2 separate regions of the Mus musculus genome follow, and region 2 is linked to region 1. Evidence: chromatin loops called from intact Hi-C (ENCODE). Cell type or tissue: heart. All regions are shown on one strand. Each heading gives the region's core, and the rest is flanking DNA. Links, peaks and the distances in the headings are about the cores only.

The links. Peaks named below come from ENCODE experiments on the same cell type or tissue, not always from the same donor. Only the 100,000 strongest peaks of a DNase experiment are listed, where the experiment ranks them.
Region 2: it touches region 1 in a loop (2.1-fold over the local background); 2 of 42 quality-filtered maps call a loop at or near these places.

What each region holds. Positions count from the first base shown.
Region 1 is chr8:122,161,701-122,164,608 of GRCm38, reverse strand. It overlaps a transcript of Zfp469 not described here. Among named protein-coding and RNA genes, the nearest start is that of Gm39268, 13 kb to the right of the region's middle. In heart, for the core only: a CTCF peak has its summit at 1,401 (motif pointing left); a DNase peak (open chromatin) is centred at 1,388; H3K27me3 peaks cover 303 bases.
Region 2 is chr8:122,214,537-122,217,444 of GRCm38, reverse strand. It overlaps a transcript of Zfp469 not described here. Among named protein-coding and RNA genes, the nearest start is that of Zfp469, 14 kb to the left of the region's middle. In heart, for the core only: no CTCF peak of the experiment used is centred there; a DNase peak (open chromatin) is centred at 1,604; H3K27me3 peaks cover 293 bases.

The DNA.
Region 1 (2,908 bases), core at 288-2,787:
ACCCGATTTGATGGGTCCCTTACTTCCCTTTCATACCTGTCTGACAGAGCCCTGGCACACGCCCAGGCCAGGTGAAGGGCTGGGAGGAGAAGACAGGACATGTCCTCTCTTGATGGCAGACGTCTCAGATCTGGGGCCAGAGGACAGCCCAGCACTGGCTCCCGCACACAGACAGCAGGCTACCCATGTCTAACTCTCCCACAAGAGGGAGGGGGTAGGCAGGAGAGGAACAGGCAGTGAGCACATGGCCGCAGCAGGTGCAGAGAGCCCTGAGGGCACCTGGGTATTGAGGCTCTAACACAGACATCGATCTGCAAGCAGATATCCTTGTGGAACTACGATGAGCAACCCTGCCACTCCATCCTGAGGGCATCAAGCCATAAAGAACTCTGTGGGGCTTTGTAGGCAAGACCCTGGGGGGAACTTGTCAGAACAGGATGGGACGCACTATCTCCAGGGGCCAATGCATGGACCTCCAAGGAGAGATGCCACTGTGTGGGATGGCTGAAGACCAGTTGTGACTTTGTCCAGTGGGATAAGAACACTTCCTACATGACCCTGGGGTCCCTGTGGCTTGTGAAATGGACCCCTTGATGCACGAGAAGGTACACAGCTTTCTGATCACAGGCCACACCACATGTCCCCAGAGCTCGTATATGGATGGTGGTGCCTGCGCCCTCAGGGTGAGGTGGGAGAGAGAAGGGAAAGGGAATCTTGAAGGTATTGTTTGATTTCTCAGCACCTAAGGTCTGTCTGGGTCACTAAGTCAGGTGAGTTGGCAGGCGCTCCTTCACAGCCAGATGCCATTTGGTGGGGCTCATAGCCACCAGAAGGAACCCTATGAGTTTCGAGGCAGAAGTTCTGGGCTCTGGACCAAGTTGTTTGGTTCTGGTAGCATTGCAGCCGGAATCTGGATTGTTCACACCAAGGTAATGACCAGAGATCTCCCCTCCTAACCCTGTGAGTACCTGGTTAACGTGACGGTGTCCTGGCTTCATACAAACATCTATCTGCTCTTTGGATTTGGGGGAAGACAAACCAAAGTAAAGGAGACGGGCAGAAAAGGTAACTAGGTCTGGGGCATGCTGCTCAGAAATGAAGGGTGCCACAGAAGACGTCAGCTGCCTCGAGGCTCCCCCACCCCACCCCAACTCCTGTCCTTCCCTCAATTTTCACACCCGGTTTCAACGTGATCAGAAAAGATGGTCCTCTCTGTCACTACTTCCTTGCAGGTGACTGAGCCCCAGGGGATGTACTTCATCCCAGAAGGACTGGAAGCACACTGCAGCGAAAGCTCCCTGCAACCCCTAGAGGTGTCCAAGGTTGCCAGAGAGACGGTCAACTACCTGGTTCCCAGATACAGGCACTCCCCAGGCCCCGACACTGCCCTCTGGTGGCACAGCCCTGCCTCACAGTCCAGAGGGAGGAGAGCCACAAGGCCTGCTTGCAGTCGGTGGCCTGAGTGGTGAGGCCGGAGGGGACAATGGTTAAACCAAGTGATCTTGGTTAGCATCACTTGGTCAGGCTGAGGAGGGAGGGGTGCTGCTGCTGCCGCTGCCCGCCCCCCTGCAGGGGATGGTTATTGCAAGGCCTACAAAGAACTGCTATACAGCGGGATCCATCCGGAGACTGCACTGCATGGTCGAAGTCCCTGAGATGAAGCATCACATCTGTGTGTCTCTGTGACCTGAGCAGAGAGCCCGACCCCACCCTGTCCCCTGGAAGAGAGAATTCCAGCTGCCCCTGGTCTCCTGGGGGCAGAGCCAGCCCTCAAGAGGGTTCCAGACTCACCCTCCCTGTTGGGTTCAGAGCCTGGCCTGGGAACTCTGAGCAAGCTCAGCAAACCAAGGGGGAACCCCCTTCCCTCCAAGCAGGAGCACATACCATTCACAATCAGCCAAAGACATCTGAGCCATCTCTGGAAGCAAGCCTTCTTCCATAAGAACTCAGAGTCCAGAGTCTCCACTCCTTCTGCACCCCTACCATCAGGCTCTTTCTGCTCCCCCCTCTTACAGACTCAAGTTTCATCTTGGAGTTCTAGGCCCTTAGCCTCATCCACTCCACCATGCCGGAGAGGCCCAGAAAATCACCTGGCAGGTACCACAGGCCACTGAAATTGTTCTCCAGTTATCTGACCAGGAGAACATCCTAACAGAAGATGCAGGCGCATGGTAAACCCCAGGGCCACCCCCACTAGTCTCATGACCACACACAGTAGCTCCGCCCCCTCCTTTGACAGGCAGCTACCTCTCCATCCTGCCATCTCTCCATCATCTTTGACTGTCATCGCCTCAGAGTGAATGGCAGATGTTACTTGTGCCACCTGCAGCCTCTGGCGTGAGTGACATTGATTGAAGCTCAGCCTGTGCTGTCTTCTAGGTCATTTACCGGAGAACTTTGTCAGGGCCCTGAATAGATGAATTCTACAGCAGTAGCCCCAGGTGACTTCGACACTCCCAAGGGAGAAGGTTCTTGGTACCCTTTCCAGAAAACCTCCCCACACTGAGTTGCTCTAATGAATAAAAAACAACAACTAAACCAAATAGTTTGCATAGCAATGCCCTGAGCCTTTGGGGGACATCTAGGCTGACAAATGTCAGGACTCTGTGACAGTTGGTCAGCTGATGGGTCTCCATTGTCCCTATACCGTTAGGTGATCACCAAGGTGTTTGGGACAGAGCATGTCCTCTCAGAGAGTTGGAAGCTGTCAGGACAGCCGTGCTCCCAGGGCAGCCATGCTCCCAGGACAGCCTCCCTTCTTAGGCCTCCCTTAAAAATGTGCCTAGAAGGTTCTTTTGAAAGGGTGTTTTATAGATGTGGCACATGACACACAGCCCACGGAGAAGCTGCAGACGCTACTGAGGCTAGTGACGGGGAAAGCCCAGGATGGCCAGACCCGTTCTCAGGT
Region 2 (2,908 bases), core at 99-2,598, 53 kb before region 1:
AGGCCCTGGACTGAATGAAAAGGAGGTGCGCTGAGCACCAGCGTTCATCTCTCTCTGCTTCCTGCCTGTGGGTGACCCGTGACCAGCTGTTTCTTGACTATGGGTGCCCTGTAACCTGGTGTCTCAAGCTCCTGCCATCAAGTCTTTCCCACCATGATTTATGTTTCCCTCACAGCGTGAGGACAAGGAAACCCATTCTCCCTTAAGTTGCTTTGGCCAAGTGTTTTCCCCAGCAATGAGAAAAAGAAAAACGAAGAAGCAGCTTGCCCTCCTTTCACGGTGGCTCTGGCCCCCGGGTCTGCACTTCCTCACCCTTTGGCTCATGTCTACCCAATGCAGCGAGAGTGAGCCTGCTTCATCTGTGAACCAGGGTGGTGGGAACAGTTAACACCCTGCAATGGCTGTGGGGATTGTCTGGTGGATTTGTTTTCTGGGTTTTTTTTTTTTTTTTTTTGGGGGGGGGGGAGATAGGATTTCTCTGTGTAGCCCTGACTGTCCTGGAACTCATTCTGTAGACCAGGCTGGCCTCAAACTCTGCTTCTGCCTCCTGAGTGCTGAGATTAAGGGTGTGTGCCAGCATCACTGGCCAGGCTGTTCTGGAACTTGACTTGATCTTGTCTTGTGTATCTTGAACTTGGCTGGCATCGCCTTTGGGGGATCCAGAAGGATCCTCAATGCCACACTGTTCCTAGAAGCCAGCCACCCGACTTGCAAAGATTAACTGCTCATACCTCCTTCTGAGAATAAGAAACAATTGAACAGCAGAGGCCACACCCTCACCTTCCAAGACCACGCCTACAGGCACGTCCTCTACCATCAAGGCCTCCAGGGCCACACCTGCAGCCACGCCTCCTTCCTCATGGCAGTAACTTTGCCAGGTATTCAAGGCAAGAGGGATGCACTGGCTGACCCTGCTTTCCTTAAAGGGGGCAAATCCAATACTCTGGGGTCAGCGCCATGCCTAGAGCAGGAAGATCCCCAACACTGTTCAGCATGTGCTGGAGGCTTCTGTCCATCCCTTGCCCACCCACCATGCACTCATGTGGCTGTGACCTGTTCTTGAGCTATCCAGACAGGTATAGCTCCTCGATGCCCAGCTCCTCCTCGGGCAGAATTGGGGCTGTCGGCTGAGGGAGCAGCTTGTTTGTGTTTGACATAAGCCCTGGATTGTTTTTCTCCCCGAGGCTATTATGCAAAGGCAAGTCCTAAAATAATATTGAATTTCCTCTCATAATTTGGAGGGAGGATACTCATCCGGAATTAAGCTAGGATGGAGATGCTTTCATCTGTGGGCACAGGGGACTTCTGCACGGACTCTGGCTGGGGGTAAGAATGCAGGTCTGTTTGCGCCAGCCCAGGTCCACTGAGTTCACCGGAGTGGAGCTGCTTGGGAGAGCTGTGTTCTTGTGTTTTCATAACTACGTGTCTTGGAAAGCTGGACTCTTCATCGTATTGTTCTGAATTCCAGATGAGGACATGAGCCCTGGACCCTAGAGACCAGAGCCAGAGCCCAGCTGCTGGCCAGCTAGCTGTGTGTCAGGCCCAGGAAGGTGCCCCTGGGACCAGCAGTGCGTGGTGCATAGTGGGTGGTCGGTGTGTTCCTATCAGCTCCAGCACAAAGAGGGCTCACACAGCCTTCCAGTGGTGGCTGCAGCCACTTGCCCTGCTTCAGAATTGCCTGCCTGAGTTTACCATGCGTGTTCCCTTCGGAAGCCTGCCCAGATTTCCTGTCCACAGTACACAGACTTCCAGAGTGGACTGCCTTCTTCCTCGGCTTCTTAGGGAGATAAGGCTGGGCTTCAGAGACAGCCGGACTATGCTCCAATCCCAGCCCCGCTGCTAGCTAGGCTTGGGACCTTGGACTTAAGCTTTCCAGAGCCTTGACTTTTCTCATCTTTAAAGTGATATTGGTATTCACTTCGAGAGATCACCATCTAACTCGTTCTTTATATGATCAAGATTCAGAACCCAAATATTTATTCCAGTTATGCAACAAACCTCAGCAGAGCGTTCACACACCAGTCTCTACAACAAGTTCTGGGGGACACAGAAGAAGACGACGACACAGGTCTAGGCTTGGCTTTGAGCAAAGGTGGATCTCTGTGAGTTCAAGGGCAGCCTGCTCTACGTTAGTGAGTTCCCAGACAGTCATAGCTACAACAAAAACTGTTTTATTTTGGGAAAGTGCTACTTATGAAAAGGCAATTGCAAAATGAAGAGATTCTGTAATGACGGCTTGTTCCCCCTTAAGTAGAATGGGTGGGTTCTGGGGAACCGAGGCCAAGGGACCGATCAGGACTGTCGCCCCAAGTTAGTCAGGAAACAGCAACAAAGTACATTTCTAGCTGAAGAATCGGTGTTTGCTCATCTCTGTGTGGGTTGTCACGGCCTCTTTTAGTAGGAAAATGATTTATTGATGCCAAACAATTCTCCTGCCCCAGTGAAGACCTTCGAATAGTTTGAGTCCGTCTCTCTACCCACGAATCTCTGGGGTGGCATGAGGAAGATACCCATAAACATGACCACAGATAGAACCCCTCCCACGAGGACAAAGGTCTTTCCACAAGCTCCTGGATGGAAAGGCTCGGTGTTAACTACAACCGAGCATCCAAGGCTTGTGCCGCTTGTTGGGGTGAGCTGGTCATCTAACCTCTACGGCAGATAGATCCCCTTCCACTAGTGTATGAGCAGACAACCTAACCGTGCATATCAGTGACTCGCAGCACACTGCTTGGTCCCTTAAGATCTACCTGCCACAAGAGACTGGAACCACTACATGATAGACAAAGAATGTTGAAAAAGGATGGACTCACTCTGGCTCCCAGTTCCAGTCGTGGATGGGTGGGTGCCGTCACTTCTAGGTCCTGGTGCTGGCAGGAAGTGTGTGGTGGAACTTAGCTCTCCAGCT